Regions from separate parts of the Homo sapiens genome. Here regions 1 and 3 are each linked to region 2. A link is a loop called in an ENCODE intact Hi-C map of the cell type or tissue named here. Cell type or tissue: endothelial cell of umbilical vein. All regions are shown on one strand.

Region 1 (8,000 bases), 48 kb after region 2:
CATGTATTATACCTTAAAAAGAGATGGTTCAGGATTAGAAATTCATACGGTGTTTGTGTGTGACTGTCAGAATTTGATGGAAGATCCAATATGTTCTGTTCCCCACTGCTTAAAACTAAAAAGAAGATAATTTTAGAGCCCTTGTTTTTTAATATCACTGTTTTTAATGACTATCACAGGGGTCTTTGAGAAATTGAGGGCACAGGTCGAGGTGTTTAGCTGGAAGGAAAAAATACAGCAGGATGCAGGTGGAAACCAGCTCTTTAAATAGATGGCTAATATGTGTAAATGAAGTTGGCCAGATTCTGTGTGGGCCCTAAAGGATGTGAACAGGACTGTTGTGGGTAATTTGTGATGTGCAAAACTCCCTAAAATAAGTGTGGCTGCCAAGAAATGTGGTTTGTTCACTGATTCAGAGCTTTCCAAGTCTAGTCTGGGTCATTGCGAGAAGTTTGTGTGAATTTAAACATCGGACCTGAAGTTAGACCAAGTGACCACTTAGATTTATTTCATTCCTGAGTTTCCAGGAATCTTAAGTTGGTGACCAATGGGATAAGATTGAAAAAAGTTAAAAGGGGTTAAGATGATGGAAGGTCTGTGATGTCTGGCTAAAACTGAGAGTTCTAGTGTTCAAAGCAGTAGTTAGATATCAGGAAGCAGGCTGACAGACTGTATGAGAGAAATTATTCCAGCCGTGTATAATGGTCACTGTTAACAAAGCCTCGAATGGGGGAACGTTGCCTTTTTCTAACTTGAAAAATGTGAGAGAGAGAGAGAGAGAGAGAGAGAGAGAAGGAGAGAGAATGAGAGAATGAAAATATATCCAAGTTACCTCCTGATACCTTCTCTTGTGTAAGCATTTTTTGTTTGTTTCTTTTTTGTTTGTTTGTTTTTTCTTTTTGTTTTTTTTTGAGACAGGGTCTTGCTCTGTCACCTGGGCTAGAGTACAGTGGCACAACTGTAGCTCACTACAGCCTCAAACTCCTGGGCTCAAGAGATCCTCCCCCTTAGCCTCCCAAGTAGCTGGGACCACAGGAGCGTGCGCCACTCCTGGCCAATTTAAAAATTTTTTTGTAGAGATGGGGTCTCCCTGTGTTGCCCAGGCTGGTCTCAAACTCCTGGGCTCAAACGATCGTCCTGCCTTAGCTTCCCAAAGTGCTGGAATTTACAGGCATGAGCCATTACATCTGGCCCTTGTGTAAGCATTTTGGAGGTTAAGAAGTAGAAAATCAAATTGTTTTTACATTTATAACTTCAGAATGAGAAGTCAGCATTTTGTCTCCTGGGGGGAAAGCTCCCTCAAATTCAATGAAATTAGTTTAGTGTTCTCCAAAGGAAAAGCCAGTGAAATTCTGTTGAGCAAGGATCATGAAAACTGATAGTCTTCAGTCTTCACAGATCAATGTTAACCATACTATCTGGTTTCATGTGTAGTGAGTGCCCTTGTGGGCACAGTATTGTTTCCCAGAATAATTTGGGATTCCAATTTTATACCCTTTTGGCTAGTTTACATTTTGTTTTGTTTGTTTGTTTTTTTTTTGAAAATGAGGATTATTATCCTTCCTTGAGAAAAACAGATCACTCTGCAGTATAATTGAACTCCTCTTAACTTTTTGTAAGCATTCTCCTTAACTTGCATTTATTTGTTGGTAGGGATAATTTGAAGAGAAGAGCATTTTAAATTCTTTGAATTTAAGCAAACAATAATTTTAAGCTGACCTGCGTAGTCACCAAGCAATAGGATGAAAACAACTCATTTGTTGGCAAAAGAAATCAGTTTAAGAATGTTGTGGAGGCCGGGCGCGGTGGCTCACACCTGTAATCCCAGCATTTTGGGAGGCCAAGGCAGGCGGATCATGAGGTCACGAGATTGAGACCAGCCTGACCAACATGGTGAAACCCCATCGCTACTAAAAATACAAAAATTAGCTGGGCGTGGTGGTGCACACCTGTAATCCCAGCTACTCGAGAGGCTGAGGCAGGAGAATTGCTTGAACCTGGGAAGCAGAGGTTTCAGTGAGCCGAGATCGCGCCATTGCACTCCAGCCTGGTGACAGAGCGAGACTCCGTCTCACAAAAAAAAAAAAAAAAAATGTTTTGGAGCAAGAGTATAATGCACAGGTGAATATATGTTCCCAACCCCAGATTTTTAACCAAGAGAAGCAAAAGTAGAGTGCAGAAAATTGACCTGAGAGAGTTATGTAAGTTTCTTCTTAAACTACAGATGCCCTTCTAGGTATTTAATAAAAATGCTTAATGATAGGAATTCATGTTTACTGATTCTGACCCTACCTCAGTGTGTAGATATTCTCTTTGTAACTGTAAAATTAGTTTCATTCTTTTATTTTTCTGAGTAGCTGTTTAAAAACAATAGACTTCGTTAGAGCATTTTTAGATTCACAATAAAATTGAGAGGAAGGTACAAAGATTTCCTATGTACCCTCTGCTTCCAGCCTGTGCACAGCCTCCCCCATTATCAACGTCCCCCACCAAGGTGGTACATTTGTTACAATTGATGAACCTACATTGACACATCATTATCACCCAAAGACCTTAGTTTACATTAGGGTTCATTCTTGGTGTTGTACATTTTATAGGGTTGAACAAATATGTAATGACACGTGTCCACCATTATAATATACAGACTAGTTTCACCGCCTAAAAATTCTTGGTGCTCTACTTATTTATCTCCCCACTCCCCTAACTTTTGATCTTTTTACTGTCTCCATCGTTTTGCCTTTTCCAGAATGTCAGATAATTGGAATCATATAGTATGTAGCCGTTTCACATTGGCTTCTTTCACTTAGCACTATGCATTTGTAAGTTTCCTCCATGTGTTTTCATGGCTTGATGGTGTGTTTCTTTTTAGTGTTGAATCATATTGCCTTGTCTAGATGTACCATAGTTCTTTTATCCATTCATTTACTGAAGGATGACTTGGTAATTGCACATAAAGCTTTTATAAACTTTCATGTGCAGGTTTTTGTGTGGACATAAGTTTTCAACTCCTTTGCTGAATACCAAGGAACATGATTGCTAGCTAGATTGTGTGGTAAGATTATGTTTAGTTTTATAAGAAACTGCCAAACTGTCTTCCAAAGTGGCAATATAATTTTGCATTCCCACCAGCAGTGAGTGAGAGTTCCTGTTGCTCCATATCCTTGTCAGCATTTGGTGGTGTCAGTGTTTAGGATTTTGGCTTTGCTAATAGGTGTGTAGTGGTATCTCATTGTTGGTTTTATTTTTCAATTTCAAAAGTGCTACTAGTGATGTAGAAGGATAGAGGAGAAAGGAAACCCTGTAGCCCCATGTAACTCCTCATCCTTTAGAGTTAATGGTATAATATGTATCTTTCTAGATGTTTCTCTCTTTATGTGTAAGAAGGTGGAAATGTCTAAGGATAAGCTTAAGAAATAAAAACAGATTATTTCAATTACCTTTGACATTATAAATTTAAAATATAAGAAAACACCTGGCAGTCCAGACAAATTTTTAAAGAAGTCAAAGTTAACTTTTTTGGACCATTAATATATTACGTGTATGATTATCCAAGATTTTAAAAAGTATACAATGAGAACAGTAGAACTTATCCCTGACAACTGTCTTCTCCTATCCTCATTATTTCATTATTTGGTTTCTCTGGAGGTAGTGGCAGGGTGTGTGTGTGTGTATGTGTGTGTGTGTGTGTTAGTGTGTGTATGATACATGTACTTAAGTAAGAAATTCATGTATATAGGCCAGGTGCAGTAGCTCACATCTGTAATCTCAGCACTGTGGGAGGCGATTGTGGTTTGGCTGTGTCCCCACCCAAATCTCATTTTTAATTGTAGCTCCCATAATTCCCATGTGTTGTGGGAGGGAGCTGGTGGGAGATAATTGAATCATGGAGTGGTTTTTCCCATTCTGTTCTTGTGGTAGTGAAAAAGTCTCACAATATCTGATGGTTTTATAAGGGGTTTCCTCTTTCACTTGGCTCTTATTTTCTCTCTTGTGTGCCACCACGTAAGGTGTGCCTTTCGCCTTCTGCCATGATTGTGAGGCCTCCCCAGCCACATGGAACTGTGAGTCCATTAAACCTCTTTTTCTTTATAAATTATCCAGTCTTGGGTATGTCTTTATCAAGCAGCATGAGAACAGACTAATACAATGGCTGAGACGGGAAGATCACTTGAGGCCAGAAATTTGAGATCAGCCTAGCTATCATGGCGAAACCCCGTCTCTACTAAAAATACAAAAAAACTGGTTGGGTGTGGTGGCATGTGCCTGCAATCCCAGCTTCTTGGGAGGTTTAGGCATGAGAATCGCGTCAACCCGGGAGGCAAAGGTTGCAGTGAGCTGAAAATGTGCCACTGCGCTCCAGCCTGAGCAACAGAGCAAGACTCTGTCTCAAAAAAAAGAAAAGAAAGAAATAGATGAATATATATATATAATATACTGTGTATTGAATATTATAAATTATATGTATATAAATATATACATATTATATATATTCACATTTTATATATGTATCATATAAATGTATATGTATTTCTTACACAGAAATGATAATAAATACACAAATTTGCATCTTGCTTTTTCAACATAAATCAAAGCTTGATTCACTAAGTTGAGTCCTTTTTTCAGGGTTATTTATTTTTAGAAATAAGGAAGCACAAATGAACTGCTTTGTCCATAGAGAGGAAAGCCAGGAAGTATAAAATGCCATTAGTTACCTGATAGTCATCATTTTACCAAGCAAAGAGAAGGCAGTTTTCAGGAAAGCATATGGAATATGGCTCTTGATGGAACTACGTGCCACTTGAAGGATACACTGGATAACCCAGAGGGATGATTCACAACCAGTGCAGCTGTAAACTTTTCTTTTAATTAGGTAGGAAGCACCTGTGTGTTATTCATCGTTTTTCCTCTTCCCAGTCCAGTCTCTTCAGGGATTTTAAAAAAAGAAAAAGACCCAAACAATTTGGAATTTAAATTTTCTGTAGGAGAAAGCAGCCAGTGTCTAAAAAGGGGCAAGTGTGCAGATCATCTGCTGGAAGACAAGGTGAGAAGAGTAACTTGAACGGGTGTGAATTTTAGAGGGCAAATGACTGTGCACATTGCAAGGTGTTTGGCATGGAGCGATGTGTTAGCATCCCGTTGGTGTTTGGATTTATGCTTCTGAATTGAGTATTTAAAAATATTTAACAGAATTAATGCTAAATATGTACAAGCTGCTGTTCAAATGTGAACAGTCCTAGCATTTGTATCTCCTGTGGGCTCTGAGCATTACCATGAGATGGCACCAGCATCCTTTCATGACCTCTGTGTGGCAAGAGGCTAAGTGAGACTGGTCATATGATTAGCAGTTTCTTGCAAGGGACTGATCAACATCATTTACCACACAATTTGCCTAAGAGATTGACTTTGTCCTTGAATGAGTTGTTCTAAATGTGCATTATAATGCTAGCCTAAATATGCTTTGTAAAAAAATTATCAACTATCATTTATTGAGTGCCTACTACATGCTGAGAGCTTTACAAATTTATTCCTGTGTAACTTTCACTACTATCCCAAGGGGGTGCTATTATCTTCATTTTATAGATGGGGAAGTTGATGCTCAGAAAAGTAACATATCTTACCCGAGGTCATGCAGCAGGTTACTCTAAGCAATTGAACTCTGTTGTACAGTGCTGAAACCCTTTGTATATGTACATATATCCTGTAAATATCCATCCACCATAAGCAAATTTGTTTGGCACATTTGGGTTGATACTGTTCTCAACTTTGTGATTTGTAAATTTAATATGCTTATTAGGCATTTGTCGAACATTAGGCTCAAATCCTCTTAAGGATGGTGGCCTTCCCAGAGCTCTCAAACTGGTAGCCTGTGGGCTGGATTTGGACTGCACCTGTTTTGTTTTGTCTGAGGGGAGCTAGAGTCAGCACTGTGTTTTAATTGAATTGAGCGTGAATGCCTTGAGGCTTGGCTTGAACTCTCAGGTCCCCTCTTAGTCTCCATAATTCTCTACTTTTTCAGACATTGTCTGCTTCACTAGTTGAGGTTATCTGCATGGCCCCTGATGGCATTTGAATTTGTGATGAAACCAGGAAGTACCCCAGTTTGAATGTGTTCATTTGTGGGTTCAGATTAATTAGTTAACAGATCGATCTTTGTTCTGAAATAAATGTTGCTGGATTTATGTTGCTCACTATGCAACAGAGAGTTGACTTTTTTTTCCAGGCTTTTCACAGGAGGCCCTCTGTTGGTAGAAGTCCCCGCCGGGTTTATGCTGGCTGAGTATGTATGCTGACCTGTGGATGTAGTCATATGGTGCATCTCTTGAAGGCTGATGTTTGGTTGATTGTAGTATGCCCTGAGGTGATTTTGATCATGAAGCTAAACCTAATGGAGAAAACATGAAAGCCAATTAGTTGTTAATAAGCATTAGGGGAGAAAGCAGGGTCTAAGATCCTCTTTTCTTCCTTCTTTGTCTCCCTTTGTCCTTTCTAATGGTCTCTCTGGGTTTAAAGCAATTGCTTTCTGGGTCCATGTGAGTGTTTTCTAAATTGCCAAGAATATTCAGGAGTGTTAGAACCCCTTGAATTGAAGATAAAGACCTTGGGATACACAGTCAGTGGTAGAATTCCTCCATGGTACTCTACTCACATTGCCTTCAAAAAATACGATATGTTCCGAAGGAATTTCTCCTCCCTGTATTTCCTCTGTTAACTGTCTTCTGCTGTGTTTTCAGTTTGTTTTCTGTGGAACACCTGCCTGAAGGATGCTCTTTGCAAATAAGTTTGCAAAATGCTTTTTATTCCAATACTTTGTTAGGGATTTGAAAGGCATCTCATGGTAAATGCTCCAAGCAGTACTGTGTTTAAGGAACCTGTTTTGCCCAATGCAGCATTTCCCAAATTAGTGAACTAACAGAACCCTTTCTGGAATCTCTCCTTTCTGAACACTACCTCCCCATCTTCCGAAACAACCTATACCTATTAGCTTTCTACAGGCCATACTTTGGGGTTGCCTCTCCCAAATTTAGGTCAGAATTTAGGTAGAAATTACCTGAAAGCATTGAACCATGTTTTGGATTTTTTGGGGGGGTTGGGGAGGAGGAATAATCCTAATTCCATCTAAATGCAATTTTGTCAAATATGAAAAAATGGTTCTCAAAGAATTGAACTTCATGGCTTGGAAGTGTTTATTTATTATTTTTTGTTTGTTTTTTGAGACAGTCTTGCTCTGTTGCTCAGGCTGGAGTTCAATGGCACAATCTCTGCCCACTGCAACCTCTGCCTCCTGGGTTCAACCTCCGCCTCCTGTGCCTCAGCCTGCTGAGTATCTGGGATTACAGGTGTGCACCACCACGCCTGGCTAATTTTTGTAGTAGGGTTTTCACCATGTTGGCCAGGCTGGTCTCGAACTCCTGACCTCAAGTGATCTGCCTGCCTTGCCTCCCAAAGTGCTGGGATTATAGGTGTGAGCCACTGCGCCCAGCCCCTTATGGCTTGGTAGTATTTAAAGAGATCAAACTAGATAAAAGTTTACTTTATTCTTCATGATGTCTGATAGGTTGTTTGCTGATATAGGTGCTGTGTCTGGTTTTCCTTTCATGACTTGTACCTAGTGTAGCTATTTATAGTGTATTTGACAAACTTTTCCACTTGTAGACTCAGGTAGGCCTGCTTGACCTCCTCTGGGGATATTTGTTAATGTCTTGTCAGAGTTGATAAAATTTTCCATGTTCATGCTTTCTTTTGATTCTCATAATAATCTTCTAAGGTAACTAAAAAAGAATCCTTATTTTCACATTTGATTAAGGAAGCTGGTCCTAAGAGATTAAGTCACTTGGTCAGGGTCTCTTGGTGAGGTACTTAAGTGAAATTGGTTTTCCAGGTGCTGGTCTTCCTTTTCCAAACTAATCCTACTTTGCGTGTGACCTGAAAAACATTTTTTTGTTACCTGTTTTTGTTTGTTTAAACATGTACTTGTTTATTAGACGAAACAGGGAGCCCAA
Region 2 (8,000 bases):
TTCCTGGTTCAAAAGGTGGACACATTTCATGTTTTTGTTCGATATTGCCAAATTGCTCTTTCAAAAAGATGCATCATTTTTCACTTTTGCCAACTGTATAAGAACATGCCTAAAATTTAATTCCCTTTCTTACCATATTTTTCTTTCCATTTCTGTCTCTCATTTACTTGCTTCCCTTAGACCTAGTCTAGAAGCTGTCAGGCTTTCAGTTCAAGGGTTTATCTCATTACATTCCGTACAGCACCAGTCATAGGAGCATTTGTGAAAGACATAACCTGTCTCCTTTGAGAGCACTGCCTCAGTTTCCTCCTTGACCCCCAGGTGTGGGCATTACCGCTGCAGACTCACGCCTCCTCCCCTTTAATCGCTGGCTCAGCTTCACCTGGATGAAATCCCCTTCCTCACTCTTCCTTCCCTTCCATCCCCTGGGAGGTCTTCAAGAGCTGGTACTCATCTATAGAGCCTGAGAAGTTGAAATCTGTTAACTTGCCTTGGGTGCTTGCCAGTACTTAAAGACAGGCCTGGTTGGACCACTGCATTCTTTGTCTTTGTAGGAGAAGCCATATTTGTTTGCATGTACAGCGTCAAGAAACGTTTCCTGTCGACTGCTTTGGCCTGGCATTTCCATTAACACTTTCAATTGGGAGATGGTTTCTCTAGCTTAGCTGGCAGAGGACCCAGTTTTACAGCCCATCTGCTTCTCTCTGTTTCTCAGCCATTGGCCCCAGTTGGGGCAACCTGTAACTGGAATCTGTGGCCTATAGATTTTAACTGGGTTACTTTTTGGAGGGGAGGCAGGTCGGGGTGGGGAAATCCTTTCATCCTGACATTATTGGCGTAACCTTTTTTTTCAGTACGCTTCCATCTTTGAGGAGGAGATGACACTCTGGGCTCTTCCTTGCTCTCCTCCCGATGTTTTCTTATGAAAAATTTTAAACATACAGCAACGTTGAAAGAATTTTTTAGCAAACACCTGTATGCCCGCTACTTAGATTCTGCCACTGACATTTTACCATGCTGTTTTATCACATAGCTGTCCAACTGTCTATCACTCTGTCTACCTTTTTGGGCTTTTTCAGTGATGTTTCTCCAGCATTTCAAAGGCACCATGGTATGGGTAGTTAGGAATATGTGCTGTGGTGCCAGACTGTCTGGGTTTGAATCCTGGTCTACTGTCCACTAACTCTGTGACTCTGGGCAAGTTGCTGAGCCTCTTTGTGCCTCAGTATTGTCATCTGTATAATGGAAATCGCGGTAGTGCTAACTTCATAGAGTTTTGTGAGATTAAATGTATTAATACATGTACGACACTTAAAACAACGGTTACTGTCTATTAACCATTTGGTATATGAAAGAGAGTAAGTGCTAAAGTAATGTTCATTTCATGGATTTAAAAAAGACTAATTCAGTAGGTGTCATGGATTTTAGGGAGAAGCAACTGTGTGCCTGGTACTGTGCCAGACATTTTATGTACATTGCCTCATTTGGTCTTCAAAACCACCTTAAGCAGATTATCCCCACTTGCAGATGAACAAGCTGATGCCTCGTAATTAGCAGCAATGGGGTTTGATCACAAATCTATTTTATTTCTATGGCCATAATCTCTAGGCTTTGGCCGCGCCCCCACTCTCCCCGCTCCCCCCTACCCCTGCCCACCTATCCTGGAGTACAGTGGTGCCATCATAGTCCACTGCGACCTCGAACTTCTAGGCTCAAGCAATCCTCCTGCCCTGGCCTCCCAATAGTTGCCCTTTCTCTTTTTGTCAGTCGCAAGATGCAGAAATTTCAGGATTCTATAAGGTGGCAGAGATTTCTGTGATTGAATAAAACAAATAGGTAGACGCACCTAACTATTATTTATTATTATTATTATTTTGGTGTAACTTTTAGCTATTGAAAAGTCAGTCTTGCAGAAGAGAGAACACCTTGCTGTTTTTTGTAGTTTGGTAAAATACTGTCCCTTCCATTAGTATTTCCAATTCAGAGGGCTTTTGCTGTATGGGCTTTAACTGACTTAGCTGAATAGGAATTACCATGGGGTATTTTGGCAGTGCCATCATTGGTCACCTGTTTAGCTTCTGAGATGCTAGCAAATTACTCTTAGTTTGTTGTCCAAAATATTTTGTGGGAAGAAGGTTAGAAAATAGAAATAAGTATACTACTGACTCTATCTCATACATGGAAGTTTTGAGGACAAACCACACTCCAGTTGGTCATTTACCCTAGATTGTGGCATTGATACCGTCTTCTATCTCTGAGAAGTAACCCATAGTAAGCAGTATAAAGAGGAGGGTGACTGGTGGGGCGTGATGGCTCACATCTGTAATCCCAGCACTTTGGGAGGTGGAGGCAGGCGGATCACTTGAGGTCAGAGTTCGAGACCAGCCCAGCCAACATGGCGAAATCCCATCTCTTAAAAATACAGAATATTAGCTGGGCATGGTGGTGCATTCTACTAGGCAGACTGAAGCAGGAGTGTTGCTTGAACTTGGGAGATGGAGGTTGAAGTGAGCCACTGCACTCCAGGCTGGGCGACCGAGTAAGACTCCGTCTCAAAAACAAACAAACAAAACCAAAAAGAAAAAAAAAAAGGGTGAAACAGAGTCCTCAGATTTTGTCTTCTCACTTGAGTTCCTGCTTCAGTTCAAATTCATTCCTTTCCTCCTCTTCCATTAATCCTTTCTCAGTTCTTGAGATTACATCAAGTAAGTCTCTATCAGGTGTTAATATGTCTTCAGCACCCCCTAACATTTGCTAATTTTCCTTCCTAATTGAGAGACCATACCTTTTAATGGCAAGATTTTGCTTTCAATGTATTTGCTTTTAGTTACTTCATTTTTATGGCAGCTGGTTCTGCATGTCTATTCCTAGAGGTGATATGAAGTTTCCATTTAAAATATATTTAATTACATGAAAATAAAGTGGTTTTAAAAAGGGTAACGTGGAATAGTAGAAGTGGTACCCATATGTGGCAAAAGTCAGGAGGCTGGGATGCAAATGATGGAAGTTCTTTTGAACACTGAATTAAATGATCCTCGGAGTTTGTATGTCTGGTCTCCATTGACAATGGATACTCTGGGCAGATGGAACATTTACCAAATAGTTGCATCTGTTTTGAAGGTACTCAGTGGAAAACCATTTATACTCTACATCTGTTTCTTGGCTAAGAAAAATATATGCAGTAGATTCTGGCCACTTAGGAAAGTTTTAGAGCAAGGCTAATTATGCCTTGGGGCTTTGGCGAATGTGCTTGTCTTTATGAAAGAGTCCTTGGCATCATCAGTACCTAGAAGTAGATATGCATATGCATATAGTTTCCGGGAGAGTTTCTTATTGAAATTCTTTCCATTTCTTGTGTGGCCTGGACATCCACAAAAAGGGGACTGTGTATCTGTTGGACTTGGGGGTGGCTTCCTAAGGCTGTTGAACATAAAAAAGGGGCATCCTCAGGGAATCCCCTGAAAGTGAACCTAGGATATGCCTGAGGATTTGCATGATTCCTGGGGATTCTGGTCAGGGAGACAAAGGTGTGCAGCTGCTCAAAAAATCTGTCTGAGTGGAGTTAGTGCTAAACAACCTGAAGTTTGGAGAGGAGTGGAAGTTAAGGGCGATAGCCCTGCCTTGAAAAGAGAACCACATACTCACCGGTGATAACTTGTGGACAGTTCATGGAGCTATGAGAATGGGAGCAAATGAAAGAGATGGTGGTTCCCCCCGCCCCCGCACTACCCCCAAGATGTATAAAAGGATATACCTTTCTTTCTATCTCAATAAGAAAGGAACCAGTGACTCATGCCCTGTTCTATGAAGTGTTCTTCTCTCTATGACTCATTCACTCTCTGACCCACAGATATAAGTCCCTGTTTGGAGTGTCAAGGTGATTTCAGATGACCTTTCTTTCTCCTTTGTAGGGTCTGATTTTGATATCAGTAGGGAGGTGATACTCCCACAGTTAGGGCTGCCATACCTCAGCAGGTGAGTGGTTTGGCTTCTCTCAAGTCTTAACATTGTTTTTGTTTGTGGATCTCTGACGCTAAGGTAATTACTGGGGGCAGAGGTACACTGTGAATGAGACAGGGACAGGATATTGAAAGACAGGGCAGGGCAGTTGCTGTGCTTAATGGGTTAAAATTGTGTTGGTTTCTCAGTCTTCAGGATGGTGGCTCAAAGCTTCCTTGCAGAAATGTGATGCAGTAAAGATTAATGTTAACACCCTTAACAATTATATTAGATGAACTAGACTCAGGAATCTGACTCACTGCCCTTCATTGGAAGCTTGGCTTAGTCATTTCCCAGCCTTGTGGTCTCAGACAAATTTCTTAATCATTATGAGCTGTATTTGTCTAATATATGAAAAAGTGTTGACCTTCAGTCCACAGATATCATTAAGTACCACTCTATCCCTGGCATTGTGCCAAATCTTGAAATAAATAAATGTATACAACAAGCAAAGCTCTCTGTCTTTATGAAATTTTTCTCCTGTTTTGGGAGTGTTGTGCGATTTCAAGTAAAATAGTGCATGTTAAAGTAGTTCGCATAGGGCCCTTTTAAAATCATATAAGAATTATTATAGAAAAGTTACAAACTGCCCATCCTACATTACATTGTCATTATTTTTATTTATTTATTTATTTAGAGACTGAGTCTCGCTTTGTCACCTAGGCTGGAGTACAGTGGCGCGATCTTGGCTCACTACAACCTCCGCCTTCTGGGTTCAAGTGATTCTCCTGCCTCAGCTTCCTGAGTAGCTGGGACTATAGGCGCATGACACCATGCCCAGCGAATTTTTGTGTTTTTAGTAGAGACGGGGTTTCACCATGTTGGCCAGGATGGTCTGGATCTCTTGACCTTGTGATCCACCCACCTTGGCCTCCCAAAGTGGTGGGATTACAGGCGTGAGCCACCACACCTGGCCGAGCTACTTTTTTTTTTTTTTTAAGAGACAGAGTCTCGCTCTGTTGACCAGGCTGGAGTGCAGTGGTGCGCTCTCGACTCACTGCAACCTCCACCTCCCGGGTTCAAGCAATTCTTCTGCTTCAGCCTTCCCAGTAGCTGGGACTACAAATGCCACTCCCAGCTAATTTTTTTTTTTTTTCCCCACTGTGTTGGCCAGGCTGTTTTCGAACTCCTAAGCTCAGGCAATCCATCTGCCTTGGCCTCCCAAAGTGCTAGGGTTACAGACGTGAGCCACTGCGCCTGGCCAGATTGTCATTATTTTAACAGCAGAACTCTCTGAACAAATTACTTCATTGTTTTATATGCAGTGTTTAAAAAAAAAAACTCATCTTGTTTTAACTTTTTTTTTTTTTTTGCTGACACTTGAGGTAAAACCTAATTTCTCTGCTCATTTTTTTGTGACTTTCTTTTTCTTTTCTCCTCTTCTTCTTCTTTTTCTTCTGCTTCTTTTTTTTTTTTTTTTTCCCCCCGAGACAGAGTCTCGCTCTGTTGCCCAGGCTGGAATACAGTGGCATGATCTCTGCTCACTGCAACCTCTGCCTCCCATGTTCAAGTGTTTCTTGTGTCTCAACCTCCTGAGTAGCTGGGATTACAGATGTGGGCCACCACGCCCAGCGTTTTTAGTAGATATTGGGTTTCACCATGTTGGCCAGGCTGGTCTTGAACTCCTGACCTCAAGCAGTCTTCCCACCTCAGCCTCCCGAAGTGCTGTAATTACAGACGTGAACCACCTCGCCTGGCCAGTGTCATGACTTTCTAATGGACGTTTTGATGTAACAAAGCTGATCTTCCTAAATAAGCAAGTTGGAAAGTACATTTGTTGTGTGTGTAGTTCCTGGAGGAACTTTAGTACACTTGAAAAATACAATTCAGAGGCCGGGCGCGGTGGCTCACGCCTGTAATCCTAGCACTTTGGGAGGCCGAGGCGGGTGGATCACGAGATCAGGAGATCAAGACCATCCTGGCTAACATGGTGAAACCCCGTCTCTACTAAAAATACAAAAAAAAATTAGCCGGGCATGGTGGCGGGTGCCTGTAGTCCCAGCTACTCAGGAGGCTGAGTAGGAGAATGGCGTGAACCACTGCAGAGCTTGCAGTGAACGGAGATCGCACCACTGCACTCCAGCCTGGGCGACAGAGAGAGACTCCGTCAAAAAAAAAAAAAAAAAAAATACAATCAGATTAATGTCCATGAGAACAAACAGTCCAAATATGCTTTCTTCTTATCTTGAAACTACTGATATGACGGATAGGAGGAGACAAACAACCTCTTCATGAAGACTATGCCCAGTCACTTCATGGAAGCTGTCCCAATTTGGAAATAGCTTTTTCCAAAGCACTTAGCTGATTTGCTCAGGTGGCTCCCAGACTCTTAGCTCTAACCAAGCAATTTGCTGTAAACTTCTTTCTTCTCAGCACAATGGAACATTCATGATGTTTATCTGGCAGAAACTTTATTAAGGGAAGCCTGACAGGAAGGTTGGGGGAAGAGGAATGGAGTCTGTCTTTATTGGAAAGTTTGTTTCTTGAAACGTGTAAAATGACACGAATGGATGTGGTTCTTTGATATCAGTTCACCTCCTGACTGCGCTGAATACAAGGAACCCTGTTTTCTGCGGAATGCCTTAGTAAGGCACTATCTAGGCACTCACTAGACCTTTAAAAACAAGTCATTAGTTTCTCCAAGAGGGCTTCATTTTAATATTATTTTCTAAGATACCCTGCATAGCATATTTAAGGGTCTTTCTATGTTGAATGCACAAATGATTTTTCAGTGGATTTTTGGGGGGTTTTTACATGTTTTCCTTAATTTACATGAGGACTCTTTATTATACTGATCATCTATTTAGTTAACAGTGTACAGTTCAGTTATGCATTTTGCAGTGTTGCATAAGGAACTGGAGTTGAAAATAACAGTTGTAGTTACCACCCAGGAAGGGAGGGGCTGAATAACTGAATGAATTTAAAGAGGTGAGGGGAAATGCATTATGGGTAGATAGTACCAAGCTCAAGGTGACTTCTGTAGATTTGTGTTGACTAATTCTTCGACTGGACAGAGACCAGTTCGTTTCCTAGCTGTCTGTCCTACCTTTAATGCATTGCAGTAAGTGGTAATAGCCTGTTGCAGGGGTACACCAAATGGACACAGGAATGCCCCCTTCTGCCTTCCCCTCTTATCCCTAGATGAATGGTGTCATGGAAATTCAAAGGTTATTCCGGGATTTCATGTTAGTTGAAAGCAAGTTTTCTTATTTCTCATTTGGCATATCAATTTTTGCAGGCCTGCCATTTCAGGCTGGCCCATGCTCTGTACTGCCTATAGCATAGAAAAGACAGATGAACTTATAGCTTAGAGCCAAGGTACAGAAAGTAAATAAGAGTGATGTCTTCTTAATAGACAAGGAAGGAATCTATTTAACTGGGGTATTTCAACTCTTTTCTCAGAATTTTCTTTGTGGCCATATAGGAGCAAGGATGGTGAAGTTATATGGAAACAAAGGTGGGGAAATTACAGACAGAAATGGAAGAGTTGAAAGGAAGGAAGGATAACAAGAGCCCACCTCCCTGCAGTCTGCTCAAGGGAAATCTTGTACAATTTGTGTGGACAATGAAATTTATAATTTTGGCTTCAAGCTTGGGTGACTTTCTCCTCTCTGATTATAGGAAAAAATATTATAATTAAATTAGGATTACGCACTTTTTCCCCTCTTCAGTGTCCTTACATAGGACAGACATCCTTCTTGTTTGGTGACCACAGGGACCAGTGACATCCTAGTTTTCTTGGAATTGTTTGTACTTATTGCTTTATTAGAAACCGCCCTATAGTCAGATGTCTTGCCCACCCTTCTTCAGTTCTTTTCCCCCAAGATGTCAAAACCCTGGTGAGGAATCTGTGAAATGTGAACTATGATTTGGTTGTATGAGGTTCAGTGAAACAGCTGGAGGTTTTCCCAGCAGAAGGCTAACGCAGAATTGTCTAGACATCACTTTTTTCTTATCTAGTCAAGCTTTTCTGGGAGCTTTTCCACATGAGGAATCTAGGC
Region 3 (8,000 bases), 65 kb after region 2:
TCTGATTCCCAAGCTGGAGGTAATGGCGTGTGTCCTGCCCTAGTGCTGCTCCCTGATGGGGAGCATGCTCAGTTTCCTGCATTCAGGTACGAGCAGAGACTTGGCAGGATCCGCCCCGTTCAGAGTTGCAGGAAGAGCCCTGGATGCCTGTCGCAAATTGGAATAAGTGGGAGGGAGCCACAGGCTGGTACAGGTAAGAGAGCTCAAGCTCTGTCTTTTCACAGCTAAAACTTAGCCCTTCTGCTGTGATTCTTAGGAGGGCCAGGGGTGCTTCCTGCAGGAATGAATGACTTGTAGGAGCTTACTTTACATACGCAAGGGGCTGGGCTGTGGCTGCCTTCTCAAGTTCTCAAGTCCGTGTCTAGGGGCTGCTATCTTCCTGAATTGCTGCGAATTTTACTGCTAAGGAACCATCTTGGCTGAGTTTGTTTTCATTCTACTATATGAGGTTGGGCTTGCATTCAGACTGGGAGCAGTCTGTGGCTTCCCTCCTTGTCAGATACTTTGGAGGTGGGAGCAGTGTTCAGGAACCTGATTCTCTAGGCAGACACAATTGCGATGTGAGAGTTTTCTCTCTCCTACAGCTTTGCTTGTTTGTCTCCCTCGTATTTGTAAAGCAGTAAAATACCAACCTGTAAGATTATTGTTTAGTAAACATAAGCAAATCCAGACATTTATTCCCTACTATTGCTATATTTAGAAATGATCATTAATCCATATCAGAGAACTCTCACAAATATATGTTATTTTTGCATTCCTTAGCGTTTAATAAATATCATGGGGAAACATTAAGAAGTATGTTATCCTTTTGAGGAGACCAGTCTTGGTAGTTCTTTTTGTGTAGTGAAAATGATGTATTAAAAAAAATAATGAATTTTAAAACCTCGTAAGTATTTTCTGCAGCAAAATAAGGATGTACTTGTAAAAGTGCTAATTATTGGAACCCTGTGGGATAGCAGGCATTTGTGAGTTTTTAGGCATTCTGGGATGTATACATGCAAAATTGTGGAGGGTGCTGAGGAAATGAGAACAGTAGAATTAGTCTATACAAAATTTGCCTTTTTCGCAGAATCTGGGGATTGGACCAGAGCCCCGATATAACTTGAACAGAAGTTATTTGTGTATGTAGATAAATGATTTTCACCGTTCTGAAGCTTAACAGAAATATTTTCAATAGGGAAAAAACCTTGCCGTTGCAGTTCTTTATTTTCCACAGCGATAGCAAGCCACAAGTGAGAGAATGTTTTTAATTGAAATCACATAACTTCATCTCAGCCAACTTCCAATTGCTTCCCCTTTGCAGCGTTTTGCCAGAGTTTCAAACAAGACTGTACAAGAAAGGAAAAGAATGTGGTATTCACAGATACTAAAACATTGTAAAAACAACGCTCATATCTCCAGCCAATTTCGTCACCACGTGACTCTCACCCTTCCACCGAGGATGAACAGAAATGTCATCCATACACTTTCTCTGAGCTCCCAGTCTCTGGTCTGGGCCTGCATGGTGGATTCCTCATCATTGGAAAGACCACCCTGGGCTATTTTGCTCTTCCTTTTGTGTGGCGTCATCTTTTATTTTTTCCTTGTCTCTGGATTGTTTTGGTTAGAGAGGAATAGTCTTTATGTTGGGCTCTGCGTTGCAAGTAGTATAAATGCTCTTGAGCAAAAATAAAAAGAGGATGTTTACTGTAAGGGTATCTGAAGCATACCCAAGGTAAGGGTTATCCAGTGTAGGCCAGTTTTGGAAACACCCCGGGACTAAGACTTTGAACCTTATCAGGTTTTTCTGTAGGTATTTTTCATTTCCTGCTGAATGCGCTCTTACTTCATTCTTCTGTTCTCTCAAAATAGACTGATCTGCTTCCCAGAGCCTGGCTGTCCACACTCCTAGCATATACTTCTTCCTCTCAAGGGTTCATCCAGACTGAAGCTGGAATCTCTTAGTTCTGATTGTAAATACCAGGGAGAAGGATTCTCAATGGTTCATAATAGGTCAGATGTCTGCACCTGTGGCCAGCGTAATGGCGTTCTATGCGAAAATGATGGCTGAAAGTATGTCTTTTGTAACCTATAGGGGTAAGAAAATGGCTAGAAGACTGGGGAGACAGGGTATTCATCTGGTAACCTGGTGGTGTTCACCACAGTTGCCTTTTTGTGTTTCTTTGTGGGGCCTCTTACTAACTCCCTCTTCACGCCAATTTCAAGTTCATCAAAACCTAGTCAAATGGTGAGTATTTATATGTGTGGTGTTGGACAGACAGATATGGCTAAGTAATTCTGTACTAGTATATTATGATTAAGTGAACATTTATTGAGTGCTTACCATATACTAAGCCCTTTTTCAAGTCTAACACTAGGCAAATAATACATGACTCTTTTAATTTTTGCTCACACCTTTATCACCTCTTCCCAATTATAACACTGTGTTTTCTGTCTACCTCTTACACATCATGTTCATTGTAGTGAGTGAGAAGTTATCTTGAAGGTTGGTTAGTGATGTTGTGACTTTTACCTTTTATGTCCTGGGTGATGGATGGGATTTTTAAGAGTTAATGAGTCCAAGGATGCCTGACATAGGAAAGACACGATGTTGCGTGTGTCCTTGCAATAACGTGCAAAGCAAGACGATGGGTGTATACTGCCTATCTCTTGTCCCCAAGACAAATCCATTAGTGTAGAAAGCTCGTTTTTTTTTTTGGGTCCAGGTAATTGTAATCATGGGACACATGATAATGTAAAAGCTAATCTGAAATTCTTTTGGAACTTTGATTACTCCCTTTGATCTAAGTATGTAAGTGATTAACTGCAAGATATGTGAAAAATGTTCCTTTCCCCTCATCTTTGGAAGCAAGATCTGTATTTCTGTGGGTGCAATGCCATCTTAGCACTCTCACTTTGGACTTGACCAAGACTTCTATGGTATCTGAAAAATTAGTGCATCAGGAAGGGTTTATTTTAATTTGGGTTCCTTAATCCAGTTTTAACTTTATCCCCCTTTGAAAGTCCCATTCAGAATGTAAGCAAGTTAGCAGAAGTATATATGAAACTGTATTAGATATATCTTTGGGGCTCCATATGTATGGAGAATTAACATTGGCACCAAGGCCCTTGCTGCAAATTCATTTTTCCAGCATAAAACATGAGAATAGGTCATAGTTGTTCTTTCTGTTTTCAGCTCTCTTAATTTTATTCCCCTGGTATTGTTGTCTGTAGGGATTTTTATCCCAGTTATGTCACAAAAGGATGGTAGTGTTTTGCCATGGTGGCATTTCCATTATCTGTCAGCACCTCTGAAATGATCTCAGTTTTTTCTGAGGTTGACATTTCCTCCCCTGCCTTCCTGTGATCTGTTTTCATTTCTTGATAAGTCTGATTTCTTCAGCGGAATGGTCATAATGGGACATGTTATTAGTAAGAATTGTAAAGAGAAAATGGACCTGAGTAGTTATGAACTTCCTTCCTCTGATGACTCTTTTCCTGGAGCTGAATCCTCACATTTTACTTTTTCCACTGTGAATGTATTTTCTGTTTTGAAAGATATCCATTTAGAATATATTACTTAAAACACCTTTAGGCTGGGCGTGGTGGGTCACACCTGTAATACCAGCACTTTGGGAGACTGAGGTAGGAGGGTTGCTTGAGCCCAGGAGTTCCAGACCAGCCTGGGCAACATGGCGAAACCCGTCTCTACAAAAAAATTAGCTGAGCGTGGTGGTGGTGTGTGCCTGTAGTCCCAGCTGCCCAGGAGGCTGAGGTGGGAGGATCACCCGAGCCTGGGAAGTTGAGGCTTCAGTGAGGCAAGATTGTGCCACTGCACTTCAGCCTGGGCTGCAGAGTGAGACCCAAGTCTCAAAAAAAAATTTTTTTAAATTTTCTTTAATTATTTAAAAATATATTTACTTAAATTGACAAATAATAATTGTACATATTCATGGGGTACATATGATATTTTGAAAACATATAATGTATAGTGATCAGATCAGGGTAATTAGCATATCCATCTTCTCAAACATTTATCATTTCTTTATGTTGGGAATGTTCAATATTTTCCTTCTAGCTAGTTGAAACTATACAATATATTATTATTAACTATTACTTTGCCTTTGGTTGCTGTCATTTTCATTTGCTTTTCTATGTCAGTATATTTTGAAGGACTTTGTATACTAAGTGTTTCAAAATAATAGGAACTTTTGTGAAATGAGACATAGCAAATGAAGGAGCCATGAACTTACTCCTATTTTCTATACCTGTCAACAATTTGAATTTCAGGGTTCTTTTGTTTTGTTTTGTTGTTTTTCTTTATTTGTGTATATAATTTTTTTACACGTACATATGTACACATACAAATGAACAAGCCTGTGTGCATTTAATTTTTACAAGTAAATGCCTACTTTTTATGATGCCACACTAAACTCTTCCATATTACTGCCTTTCCCTAGGGTTTTGTAAAATAGTGCTTTATCTCCAAGCTACTACCCAGCCGCCTTTTATTTAAAGTGTTCAGTGGACCATTATTTGGGATGAATAAAAATTCGATGTTATGCCACAGAAAGGTAGGATTTTGGGGAGAAACAAATACAGGAAACAGGTGGAAATAGATACATTGAGAAGAATCCTTTTGAGCAGGGATTTTTGTAGAAAACATTAAACCAAATCGTATATCAAACTCTCTGGCTGGTGGTCAGTCTAATCACAAGCATTTATTCTTAAGTGTCCTACAGAGAGAAAAAGCTGTTTATGGCTGTATCTTGAGTTAAATATTTGGATTTGGACTGCAAGTTAATTTTAGGGAGAAAACATCTGTCTTTCTGAAAACAGTATGCCTTTAAAAGTGATCCCTGTGGTAGAATGTTGTTGAAATGCTTAAATGCTTTCCATTAAGTTTTTTTTTTCCCCCCTTTTCCTTTCTTTCTTTTTTTATTTTTTTTGGACAGGATTTTACTCTGTTGCTCAGGCTGGAGTGCGGTGGTGCTATCATAGCTCACTTCGGCCTCAACCTCCTGGGCTTAAGTGATCCTCCCACTTCAGCCTCCCTAGTAGCTGGGACTGCAGGGGTACACCACCATGCCTGGCTGAATTTTAAAAAAAAATTTTGTGGAGACAGGTTCTTTTTTGTTGTTGTTGTTGTTGTTTTTTAATTATACTTTAAGTCCTAGGGTACATGTGCACAACATGCAGGTTTGTTACATAGGGGTACATGTGCACAACATGCAGGTTTGTTACATAGGTATACATGTGCCATGTTGGTTTGCTGCACCCATTAACTCGTCATTTACATTAGGTATTTCTCCTAATGCTATTCCGCCCCTGCCCCCCACCCCACAGCAGGCCCCAGGGTGTGATGTTCCCCACCCTGTGTCCAAGTGTTCTCGTTGTTGAATTCCCACCTGTGAGTGAGAACATGCGGTGTTTGGTTTTCTGGGAGACAGGTTCTTGCTGTGTTTCCTCAGCTGGTCTGGAACTCCTGGGCTTAAGCTATCCTCCTGCCTTGGCCCCTCAAAGTGTTGGAATTAAAGTCCATTAATTTTCTAATGCAAAAGAGTGTGGTACATGTTTATTACAGAACTATTAGGAAGAGCTAACCCAAAAACTCACCTGTTTTTCCACCTATCAAATATAACCAGTTTTATTCTTTAGTGATGTACTAAATATAGTACAAATAAAAAAACAGTATAACAACTATTTACATAACATTTGTATTGTATTAGGTATTATAAGTAATCTAGAGATGATTTAAACTATACAGGAGGATGTGCATAGGTTTTATGCAAGTACTGTACCATTTTATATCAGAGATGTGAGCATCTGTGGATTTTTGGTATCCAAGGGGATCCTGGGAACCAATTTTTCTCGGATATGGAGGGGCAATTGTATTATTCTAGTTGTATTATGTGTAGGTGTATAAAATCAAAATTTATATTGAACAGTATACATTTTGTTACTTGAATATTCATTTCCTGTGAAATCATGAACAGGTTGCCATGTCAAAGAAAAGCCTCACCTGCTTTTACACTATCATTTTAAAGTTTTACTTAGTATTTCATTGTATGGATGTATACTGTCCATATTATTGTTGGGTATTTAGGTTGTTTCCAGTTTGTTTGTTTGTTTGTTTGTTTGAGACGGGGTCTCTGATGCCCTGCCTGGAGTGCAGTGGCACAATCATAGTTCACTGTAACTTCAAACTTATGGGCTCCAGCGATCCTCCTGCCCCAGCCTCCTGCATAGCTGGGACTACAAGTGTGAACCACCGTGTCCAGCCAGTTTTTCATGTTTTAAACAACTCTTTGTTGAATGTCCTTGTAGCTAAATCTTTGTCCACATGATTCGTAGTTTTCTTGGACAAGCTCCACAGATGTGATATTCCTGAGTCCAAGGTTTTGATAATTTCAAGTCGTTTTTTCTTCTTCCTAAACCACATATAACTAAATTGTCCTCGATTGATAACCTTCCTGTCAGCCATGGGCATGGTTGTACTTTTTTTTTTTTGTCGTGATTACTGCTGTTAGTGATAATAATAAAAATACTTATTATATACGCTGGTGGGTTTCAGTTTTGACTGGGACTTCAGTTTTCTTCCTTGTCTGAGTCCTGTTACTTATGCCTGAATTTAAAGTGAGTGGGAACATTGGCCTTTTGTCTATTGCCTATAGGGAGAAAAATACCGCAGTGGGTGGAGATTTTGGTCTGGCTGGGGGCTTCCCCATGTCAGCCAGGCTGTTAGGTACTATTGAGCTGGTCCTTGCAGCATCACTTCTTGAGGTTTACAGAGATGCAATGGTAGTGGGTCAGCCTGTATTCCTCTCCAAGCTGGGGGCAGGGGCGCTGAGTGAGTGTTTCCAACAAAGAACAACCTGGGTATCTATCTGCTTGTAGGCAGCTAAGGAATGCTGAATAATTAATAGCTTTCCAGGGAAATATTACTTGCTATAGTTGAATATTCTTTTGGATTTAATGCCAGCTATAGTTTGATGATTGAAAAGTCCCTTTGAGGAAAAAGTGTTTAGAAGCAAATATATTGATGGTACTGATAAATACTGTTTTTCAATGTTAAAATGGAGGGTAACTGACGTAAGTTTGGATGGGGCTTCATCATCTCAATGACTTTGATTTTAGCCATTACTGTGCACTTGGCACATGAAACTATAATGAATTTAGGTTAAGTTATTCCCTTTGATACAGAAAGCTGCCGGATAGATAGATGGTCATTGATCATATAAAGAGTCTTTGTAGGGATTTGGAAAGAAAAAATTAGATTATTGTTTGAAGACAAAGGTAGTGTCTACCATGCCTTGCCTTCTCGAATGAATTGTAGTACTTTTGAGAATTCTGGTCTCTGACCCTGAGGGTGGCAGTTTAATTTCTGAAACCTGAAGGTGTCACACAAACTCAGACCAGCAAATTGCCTGTATATTTCACATGTTGTGTTCCTTAATGCCCATGGTTAAGACATTGAGTGGAGAGAATAGGGGCTGGAGAAGAGGTGCTGAAGTTTTGAATGGGGGACTCTGTGTGTTGTACTAGCTGTGAACCCGTCTAGGGAACAAGTGCTGACACTGCCCACTTAGAAGAAGACACATTTGTTAAAGAAGTACAGTTGCCTTTATGTCTGGCATTTTAGTTAACCAGTAGCAAAATAAAGGACTGATGGATTTATTATCAGATTATGCCCAACCATGCACATATTGCCAAGTCCTCCATGAACATCACAGATATCTAAAATAAAAGAGACGTTTTTATTTGTTTTAATAAATAACATTAGCTAGCACCTCCGTTTCCAACCATTCAGTCCTGTTTGGAAATGCCACAGTGATGGGTGTGTGTTATTTTGAACTCATGTGAAGGTTCCATGACAACGGTAAACATTCATATTGCACATTTTCATAAGGCAGTGAATCTGGATGAGGCAAGTGGCCTCAGCCGGCAATAAAGATGTGTTATGAAATTTCCCATGCCAGAAGAGACACTCATAGCTGGGATTGGCCTTTTCAAAAGCAGTT

Evidence for each region. A loop is a pair of places that touch in the nucleus more often than their neighbours do. Peaks named below come from ENCODE experiments on the same cell type or tissue, not always from the same donor. Only the 100,000 strongest peaks of a DNase experiment are listed, where the experiment ranks them.
Region 1: a loop joins it to region 2, with 4 times the contacts of the local background. A loop is called at or near these places in 5 of 110 quality-filtered maps.
Region 3: it touches region 2 in a loop (5-fold over the local background); 4 of 110 quality-filtered maps call a loop at or near these places.

Annotation. Positions count from the first base shown.
Region 1 is chr3:65,912,473-65,920,472 of GRCh38, reverse strand. All of the region lies in intron 1 of MAGI1 (membrane associated guanylate kinase, WW and PDZ domain containing 1), which reads left to right. All of the region lies in intron 1 of MAGI1-IT1 (MAGI1 intronic transcript 1), which reads left to right. MAGI1-AS1 (MAGI1 antisense RNA 1) reads right to left here. Exons shown (of 3, transcript NR_046575.1): 2 at 6,292-6,382. Among named protein-coding and RNA genes, the nearest start is that of MAGI1-AS1, 23 kb to the right of the region's middle. RefSeq lists a silencer at 4,625-4,919. In endothelial cell of umbilical vein, no CTCF peak of the experiment used is centred here; a DNase peak (open chromatin) is centred at 4,782; H3K27ac peaks cover 392 bases.
Region 2 is chr3:65,960,251-65,968,250 of GRCh38, reverse strand. The region is part of intron 1 of MAGI1 (membrane associated guanylate kinase, WW and PDZ domain containing 1); the gene reads left to right. Among named protein-coding and RNA genes, the nearest start is that of MAGI1-IT1, 9.7 kb to the right of the region's middle. RefSeq lists an enhancer at 3,268-4,467. In endothelial cell of umbilical vein, no CTCF peak of the experiment used is centred here; DNase peaks (open chromatin) are centred at 3,820, 4,290 and 6,380; H3K27ac peaks cover 2,034 bases.
Region 3 is chr3:65,894,790-65,902,789 of GRCh38, reverse strand. The region is part of intron 1 of MAGI1 (membrane associated guanylate kinase, WW and PDZ domain containing 1); the gene reads left to right. It overlaps MAGI1-IT1 (MAGI1 intronic transcript 1), which reads left to right. Exons shown (of 3, transcript NR_145422.1): 2 at 1-193. All of the region lies in intron 1 of MAGI1-AS1 (MAGI1 antisense RNA 1), which reads right to left. Among named protein-coding and RNA genes, the nearest start is that of MAGI1-AS1, 5.0 kb to the right of the region's middle. RefSeq lists an enhancer at 1-898 and a silencer at 1,222-1,516. In endothelial cell of umbilical vein, no CTCF peak of the experiment used is centred here; DNase peaks (open chromatin) are centred at 1,379 and 3,389; H3K27ac peaks cover 866 bases.